Linked DNA regions of Homo sapiens: region 2 is linked to region 1. A link is a contact called in ENCODE Hi-C or POLR2A ChIA-PET data. All regions are on one chromosome and are shown on one strand. The core of a region is the stretch at or near the end of the contact, and the rest is flanking DNA. Distances in the headings are between cores, read along the strand shown. Region 1 holds the start of CD80 (CD80 molecule). Region 2 overlaps ARHGAP31 (Rho GTPase activating protein 31).

Region 1 (4,231 bases), core at 1,157-3,656:
TCACCATTGTTCAATTTTAGAAGCAGGACACTTTCGCTGAGCTGTATCATGAAAACATAGTTTGGGACTAGACTCCGAGGCCAGTATCGGCACATCACAAAATGTAAATGAGCATCTAATATTCATGGAAGAGACCATTATGAATCGGCTGTATGGTTTTGTTAAAATAACACTGTCCCTTCCACGCTTCCTTGAAGGCCTGGGTTCTTGAGTTAACTTGGTTGCTAACTTGCTGTGTGATGATAGGCAGGTCCTTTAACCTCTTTGGACCACAGTCTTCTAATCTTTAAAATCTTCTGAAAACACCCTGAAGGTTCCTTCCAGCTTATAGGATAATAGAAGGGAGCAGCTCAGAGAACCCCATGTCCTTTCTCTTAACCCTGTAGCAGTTGACTCAGTTAAGTTCCTGAAAGTTGCTTACCTGAACAGAAGTGAGAAAGACCAGCCAGCACCAAGAGCTGAAAGAAATTGAGGTATGGACACTTGGATGGTGATGTTCCCTGCCTCCGTGTGTGGCCCATGGCTTCAGATGCTTAGGGTCAAAAGTGAAAGCCAACAATTTGGACCCAAGTAAGACCAGGGCACTTCCCAGGTGCAAAACAGGCAGGGCTGATGACAATCCAATTGCTCACGTAGAAGACCCTCCAGTGATGTTTACAAAACACACAGAGATTGGAGGGTGTTCCTGGGTCTCCAAAGGTTGTGGATTTAGTTTCACAGCCTGAAAAAGGAACAAATAAAAGTCATTCAGGAAGGAAGGTGTGCCTACTTTGAGTTGCAAAACTCTCGAGTTGCCTGCTAAAATTAATTGGAGAGCTTAACCTAAGCAACCTCTAAAGCAGGGCGTGACCCTGAGGAAAAGCGAATGGAAATTCTGTGAGGGGACCAGTTCCAAGAACCAACCACAGCCCTTCCATGAAAAGGCTTTCTACTTAATAGGTGGGGTGAAGATTTGGTTAGAAACAGGAGAGCTCTAAGGACCCTCCATATCTGTTAGCCAACCTGCAAAAGTTCAAATCCTCTTCTGAACATACCAAGAAACATAGAGCAGACAGTAAGGGTGTATTTTGTCCAAGGCAGGACCTAAGTTATGAAACAACTTCTTTCTTGACATATTAACATAAGAAAACAAGTATCTCAATTCTTTAAACCCTCTACTCAAATAATATATCATAAAGGGGTATGAGATCTCAATAACCAGAAAAGTCTATCCATAAAAAGGGAGGGAAAAAAAGACACTGCAGACGTTACTTATCAAAATTATGTACTCCAGGGCCAGGCGTGGTGGCTCACGCCTGTAATCCCAGCACTTTGGGAGGCTGAGGTGGGCGGATTACTTGAGGCCAGGAGTTCCAGACCAGCCTGGCCAACATGGCAAAACCCCATTTCTACCAAAAATACAAAAATTAGCCAGGTGTGGTGGTGGGTGCCTGTAATCCCAGCCACTTGGGAGGCTGAGGCACGAGAATTGCTTGAATCCAGGAGGTGGAGGCTGCAGTGAGCCAAGATGATTGCAACACTGCACTCCAGCCTAGGCGACAGAGTGAGACTCCATCTCAAAAAAAAAAAAAAAAAAAATTATGTACTGTCATGTGAGGTGGCTAGGGATTAATTTTTCCAGTAAATATGTCAAAATTGAGAAATGAAAATAAACACTGTGCTCCACTGTCACCCCTTCAGGCTGCTACCAGGACACAGCCCCGTGCTGCTCAGAGAATGCTTGAGTGTCCTCTTTGGAGACCACCCTAGAGCTAGAGTTCCAGCCACGCCATATTGTTTTATTAGCCATCATCCATTTTAGACAGGATTAGTTAAAAGAGACTTATTCACCAGAATTTGTTTTTCTTAAGATAGAATCTTGCTCTGTCACACAGGCTAGAGTGCAGTGGCGTGACCATAGCTCACCACAGTCTCAACCTCCCGAGCTCAAGCGATTTTCCCACTTTCACTAGAATTTTACTGGCTTGAGAAATTCAAATACGGCCCACAAAAACAATATTTGCTAGGATCTAGGATATTTTAAAATAATGGGCCACAATTCTCACTATGATGCTCCAAATATGTCGGGAAGCCACAGCCTCCTGTGGGAATGAGACCCTAAGGGTTCCTTTGAGGGCAAGCCTGGATCCAGGAGGTGGTAGCAGAGGTATTGTTTGTTTAAAAAGCAGTGAGGTTGCTGGTAACTAGTTCTACCAAGCTATCCCATAGTAAGATAATAGTAAATGTACTTACTTGCTGAAGAAAAATTCCACTTTTTCTTTAAATCCTTTGATTTCAGGGTAAGACTCCACTTCTGAGATGTTCTCTTCTTACAGTCTATAAAGCAATGACAAATCACTTTTTCTTTGGGTAATCTTCAGAGAGGCGACATTTCCCCTTCTAACTTCTGTTACTTTACAGAGGGTTTGAGTTCACTCAGTACTTGTCAGTGCCAGGAGTTGGACAGGGTGTTTGAAGAAGCGCCCTCTGCTGCCGTCTTCTTCTAGTTGCTTTTGTAGAGGCTGTGGCTGGGGCAAATCACACAGCAGCCTCCCTCACCACCGTGCATGGACTAACAAACATGAAACACCACGAGCACCAGGCGGCCTAGGGGAGGAGAAGAATGGTGCCCGAGAAGAGTGAGGGGCATCTGGCTAGCCTTGCTGTGTGATGGGAGGCCAGCTTCATGGGCTGGCTGTTTCTGTGCTGGTCTCAAGTTTTGTTTTAGCACCCAGAGTTACTCCTGAGTCCCTGCAGGAATAAGCTGTCAACCTCATATGTAGGGGACACTTTTGGGAGAGTGCTCAGCTCACAGGACCACCCAACTCTACTCCCACCTCTGAATCCCACCATCTTCAGAGAGTGGGCTCCTGCCAGCCACGCTGGACAGTGAATTCTGGTCACCCTAGCCACAGTTGAGTGCGCCTCTGGTGGGATGAGGAAGACTTTAGTCATGCCCATCACTCCCATTTCCAACTAGGTTGCCACCCACCCCTGTGTGTCCCTTTGTAGGATTCTGGAGCCCCTGTGAGTGAGCAGCTGACCCATGCTGGACCAGTGTACTTGTTTGCACAGGTGGAACCTGACAGCACCTTGCATGGGTTGCAGTGAGCCGAGATCACAACACTACAATCCAGCTTGGGTAACAGAGCAAGACTCCATCTCAAAAAAAAAAAAAAAAAAAAGACGCCATCCTTCCCACACCAGCCAGAAAGAGAGCAAACCGTGTGGGTGAGAAATACTGACTACAGCGGCGGCTTCCTTCATCTCAGCAACAAGTTTGTGGCAGAGCTTAGTGGATACCACCCTATTCACCTGAGATTTGGAATACTGAAGCTTTGGAAATCATGAAGGCAGAACTTGCTATGAAAGGACTCCACTGCACTGTCTCCTTCTGTATTGGCAGAAGGGGCCTAGTGAGCACCCTTCTTCACCTGTGTCTTGTTCTGGTCTCAGATGCATATTTTGAATAGTTGCAAGGAATATGGATGTGACAATTCCTGCCTTACCTCTAGTAGATCAACATTACATTTTCAAGTAAAGGGAACATAGATTGGAGGTAAGTTCATGTTTTCTATTTTCTTGAACATTTATTCAGATCAAAGAAATGTTTTCACTGATTTTAGCCACTTCTACTTGATACATTATTACAATGCACTGGAAGTGATTTTTTTTCCAGGTATTTAAAGTAATAGAAAGTTATAGATGTCAACTTAAAAGAGCAAAGAAATACAGAGTTTTAGAAATTTATTTTCTTTTTTTTTTTTTAGATGAAGTCTTTCTCTGCCGCCCAGGCTGGAGTGCAGTGGTGCAATCTTGGCTCACTGCAACCTCCGCCTCCTGGGTTCAAGCAATTCTTCTGCCTCAGCCTCCTGAGTAGCTGGGACTACAGGCGTGTGCCACCATGCCAGGCTAATTTTTAAATTTTTAGTAGAGATGGGGTTTCACCATATTGGCCAGGCTGGTCTCAAACTCCTGACCTTGTGATCCACCCTCCTCGGCCTCCCAAAGTGCTGGGATTACAGGCATGAGCCACTGCACCCAGCCGAGTTTTAGAAATTTCATGAGGGACTACATGAATACAAATTTTGACGATCACAGACACCCTCAAATTTTAAGAATCCCAGTGAAATCCTAACCTGCCTTGGAGAAACACACATTAAACAACTTTGCCATTAGCGCTTTGATGTGACTTAATCAAAGAGGCTGGAAGAAAGGAACACCAGGAAGGTACTTTACAGAGTTTCCCCAA
Region 2 (4,231 bases), core at 543-3,042, 160 kb before region 1:
CTTTGTTGGAGTAGACGTGTATACAGTTGCACATGAGGTAACACCGACCACCAAAATAACACATAACATTTGTTCTCACAGCTGTATCCTTCAGGGCTGACTTGCCTGTATCTCTCTCTTCTATTTCTGTTAAGTAACCAACAAGCACCATTACAAATTACAAGGCAAAGGACTTGTCTGGCAACAGACTGTTAAAACTCCCCTATACTTATCCCATGACTTTCCAGCCCCTTTAATACAAGACATTTTTCTCTTTCAAAAATGGGTCAGACCAAAACAATACAGAAAATCTTTAGAACAACATTTTAAAAATAATTCTAAACCCGGGCCGGGTGTGGTGGCTCATGCCTGTAATCCCAGCACTTTGGGAGGCTGAGGCAGGTGGATCACTTGAGGCCAGGAGTTCGAGACCAGCCTGGCCAACATGGTGAAATCCTCTCTGTACTAAAAAAAATACAAGAAATTAGCCAGGCGTGGTGGTGCATGCCTATAATTCCAGCTACTCAGGAAGCCGAGGCACAAGAATCACTTAAACCCAGGAGGCAGAGGCTGAGGCACGAGAATCGTTTGAACCCAGGAGGCAGAGATTGCAGTGAGCTGAGATTGCGCCACTGCACTCCAGCCTGTCTCAAAAAAAAAATAATAATAATTCTAAACCTGTATAACACTCAGTGAGATCTTCTTAAGTTAACTCGATACTTTCAGCATTTTCTTACTTTTATATTCATCTATTTGCTTTGGTTTGGAAACTTCTTGGCAGTTATTGCCCAGTTTTGCAGGAGTTAATATTTCAACATATAGGTTTTTATATACATGGCATGTGAGTATTAGGTCATCTAACTGCTGAGTCTCGATGTCCTCATGTGTTAAAGATCATTACACTTCCTTACAGGGTGGTCATAAGAATTTTAAGCATACAGTTATGTAAGATGCCCAGTTTAGTGCTTAGTACCAAGTTAGAAATTATTTTCTAGATTCCTGGCAACTCGCGTATCATCTCCAAGCTTATTTACTTCCCACGTAGGCTTTTCTCTTCCTTGCCTTTATTTCTAAGTCAAGAACTTGGTCTGGGCATAGTGGCTCATGCCTGTCATCCCAGCACTTTGGGAGGCCGAGGCAGGCAGATCACCTGAGGTCAGGAGTTCAAGACCAGCCTGGCCAACATGGTGAGATCTCCTCTCTACTAAAAATACAAAAATTAGCCGGGCGCGGTGGCAGGTGCCTGTAATCCCAGCTACTCAGGAGGTTGAGGCAGGAGAATCACTTCAACCCGGGAGGTGGAGGTTGCAGTGAGCCGAGATCACGACACTGCACTCCAGCCTGGGCGACAGAGCTGTACTCCATCTCAAAAAAAAAAAAAAAAATTCACTCCTCACAACTGTGCTTTCTAACAGTTAGTTAATTTACATTTCTAGTTTCTCATCCTCTGAATCAACAGGAAGAAGCCTGAGAAAAGGTGGGGAAGGTCTAGTTGTTAATAGCATTTGTTTCCTTGCTGGGAAATCAAACCCCCCTGTCTGGGTCCATCTGCCAGAGAAAACTTAAAACAAAAAGTTTTAAAGTTCTAAAATAAGACAAGATTCTGTTTATTTTTCCTTTTTGTCTTCTTCATTTTGAGCAAACATCATCCTACCGCCTCCCATCTGTCTCTTTATTTTTTCATGGTCTACATTTAATGCCTAGTAGATGATGGCTCTGTTTAGCAACTTTAGCAGTAATCTTTTTTTGAAAACTGCTCTACCTGCAAAGTTTAAAAGTGATCTGTATGGCACAACAGCAAATGAACCTACCAAAGCATCATGCTGAAATTCTGTGCATATGAGGAAGTGCTTTCTCTTTTGTCATCCAGATGTTACCTGTCTTTATCTGGGCGGTTATGCCCCTGTTAGAATGCTGTGCCTCTCTAGTATTCAAATGTCGTGTGCCTGCCCTTACTGGAAGGCCTGCTATTGTATGTGTGCCCCGGCTGCTGACCATACACTTGTTCCTTTTTACTAGGAAAAGAAACCAAGGGAAATTTCAATCGAACAGTTACCACCGGTGGATTTTTCATTCCAGCAACAAAGATGCACTCCACCGGCACCGGCAGCTCATGTGACCTCACCAAGCAGGAGGGCGAATGGGGCCAGGAGGGGATGCCTCCCGGGGCTGAGGGTGGCTTTGATGTGAGCAGTGATCGCAGCCATCTCCAGGGCGCTCAGGCCCGGCCCCCACCGGAACAGCTGAAGGTTTTCCGGCCTGTTGAGGATCCGGAGAGCGAGCAAACAGCCCCAAAGATGTTGGGTATGTTCTACACTTCGAACGACAGCCCTAGCAAATCCGTCTTCACCAGCAGCCTCTTCCAGATGGAGCCCTCGCCGCGTAACCAGCGCAAGGCGCTGAACATCTCCGAGCCCTTTGCGGTATCTGTGCCGCTCCGCGTGTCCGCAGTCATCAGCACCAACAGCACGCCGTGCAGAACACCCCCGAAGGAGCTGCAGTCTCTTTCCAGCCTGGAAGAGTTTTCTTTTCATGGATCAGAGAGCGGAGGCTGGCCAGAAGAAGAGAAACCGCTGGGAGCTGAGACTTCTGCAGGTAAGTAGAGGAGAGAGGGTATCTTTCCGTTGCAAGAGAGAAAAACCAGACTTAAATTTGCTTGAGTTTGCAAGGCAATATAGTGCGGTGGTTAAGCCTGTGGGCTCTAGAGCCCGATTGGGTACAAATCCACGCTCTGCCATTTTACTGCGTGATCTTCAGCAGGTTAATGTAACCACTCTGTGCCTCGGTTTCTTAATCTGTAAAATGGGAATAATTATGTTAATAATACCTTTTTCATAAGTTTGTTGTAAATATTAAATTATTTAATACATATGAAGCTCTCAGAACAGTGTCTACATACAATAAGTATATAATAAATATTACCTATTATTATTTTATTTGCTCACAGAGTGAGAAGGCAGGAGAAAAACTCACAGAATGGAATGCAGAGCTGCAGAGCTGGAATTGGGGATTCAGTTCTTCCAGTCTCCTTCTCTTTCCATCCACCCATCCTTATTTCTACTTTATATTTGCAGACAACATGGCTAGCAACCCTAGCAACGAGAAAGAGCATCCCTCTCCCAATTTTCTGATATCAAATGCAGGAAGGATTCTGATTGGATCTGCCTGAGTCCCATGCCCAGCCTTGGACCAATCACTGTTTCCAGCTAATTGGGTTCTGAGATTGGCCAGACTTGAGTCTCTGGGTGTGTCTGGAGTGAAGAGAGTTTCTTTAATTAACAAGCAAACATGGGCCACATAAAATGGAAGCAGGGAGAACCCCAAAGGAAAGGGTGGCTGACAATCAAACCAACAAATGTTTATTGTGATTTAGGAATGTTTCTTTTCCGTTAATATTAGTCATTTTCAGCACCTATTAGGTTGTCAGGCACTCTCCTAAGTGTCCTGCAAATATTATCTCATTTCTCCCCTCTATCCTATGATATAGATAGTCACTATTATCCCCATTTCCTTAAAGAGGAATGGTTTATTTGCTGAATCACTCATAGCAAGGAAGTGGAAACACCAGGATTTTAATCCAGACTTTAAAAAAATCCATGCTTGTAACACTATACCACGCTCCCTCCTGTGTTCACTATGGGCTGTGGAGTTAAAAGATTGTTAAGACATGATCCCTTCCCCACAGTGAGCTCAAAAACTAAGAAGGGAAATTGAAACTCTGCACTGAAGTTCAGCACAGGGTCAGCCTATGGAAGCAGCATAAGAGCCTCCTCAGGATTTTTGGAATTAGGGAGGGGTTAGGTACCCAAAGCATCATGAAAGAGGTGTTCCTAACAGATGGCAAGGGCATGAAGGAGAGACAGTCCTCTCAGGAGGATTCCAGGAAGATTTAGAAGAGGTGACATTTGGACTGAGCCTTCATAAATGGGTAGGGTTTCTCCATGCAGAAAAGAAGAGAAAGGGCATTCTGAGCAGCTACATGTTGTGGGAAGTATGTAGGTTTTGGAACCCAACTGGGCTGATTCGGATGCTAGCTTTACTGCTTTTTGTCAGTTTGGCAGTGGGAAATTTTGGAGCCTGTTTCTCATCTGCAAAGCTGGGGAGACTCCTATCCCAAAGGCTGTAGTGAGGTCTGAATGGGAAAATGTCCATAAAATACCTGTCCATAGTTTGGCTCACAGAAGATGTGAGTAAATATTAGTCCCTTCCTCCCATTTCCTTTCAGGATGGGTACGCAGATGAGCAAATCTCG

What was found. A loop is a pair of places that touch in the nucleus more often than their neighbours do. ChIA-PET counts read pairs that join two places held with the same protein, here RNA polymerase II (POLR2A). Pooled maps may share reads with other maps.
Region 2: a loop to region 1 is called in a pooled map, with 7 times the contacts of the local background. The contact joins the enhancer-like site here to the promoter of CD80 in region 1. A Hi-C loop is called at or near these places in 7 of 37 single-sample maps with no recorded cell type and 4 of 50 pooled maps. POLR2A ChIA-PET finds 5 or more read pairs at or near these places in 2 of 52 experiments (Panc1 and T-cell).

What each region holds. Positions count from the first base shown.
Region 1 is chr3:119,557,208-119,561,438 of GRCh38, forward strand. It overlaps CD80 (CD80 molecule), which reads right to left and starts at 2,407. Exons shown (of 7, transcript NM_005191.4): 1 at 2,233-2,407; 2 at 422-721. The coding sequence starts at 521. It overlaps LOC107986118 (a long non-coding RNA gene), which reads left to right and starts at 3,223. Exons shown (of 2, transcript XR_001740861.2): 1 at 3,223-3,538. RefSeq lists a silencer at 715-1,009 and enhancers at 715-1,009, 1,371-1,530, 1,801-1,860, 2,631-2,680.
Region 2 is chr3:119,399,824-119,404,054 of GRCh38, forward strand. ARHGAP31 (Rho GTPase activating protein 31) reads left to right here. Exons shown (of 12, transcript NM_020754.4): 10 at 1,999-2,574. It overlaps LOC124906273 (a long non-coding RNA gene), which reads right to left. Exons shown (of 2, transcript XR_007096027.1): 2 at 1-2,774. Among named protein-coding and RNA genes, the nearest start is that of TMEM39A, 62 kb to the right of the region's middle. Within about 2 kb of position 1,793, at least 2 of the 41 ENCODE cell types and tissues checked have a DNase peak (open chromatin) inside an H3K27ac peak, as active enhancers do.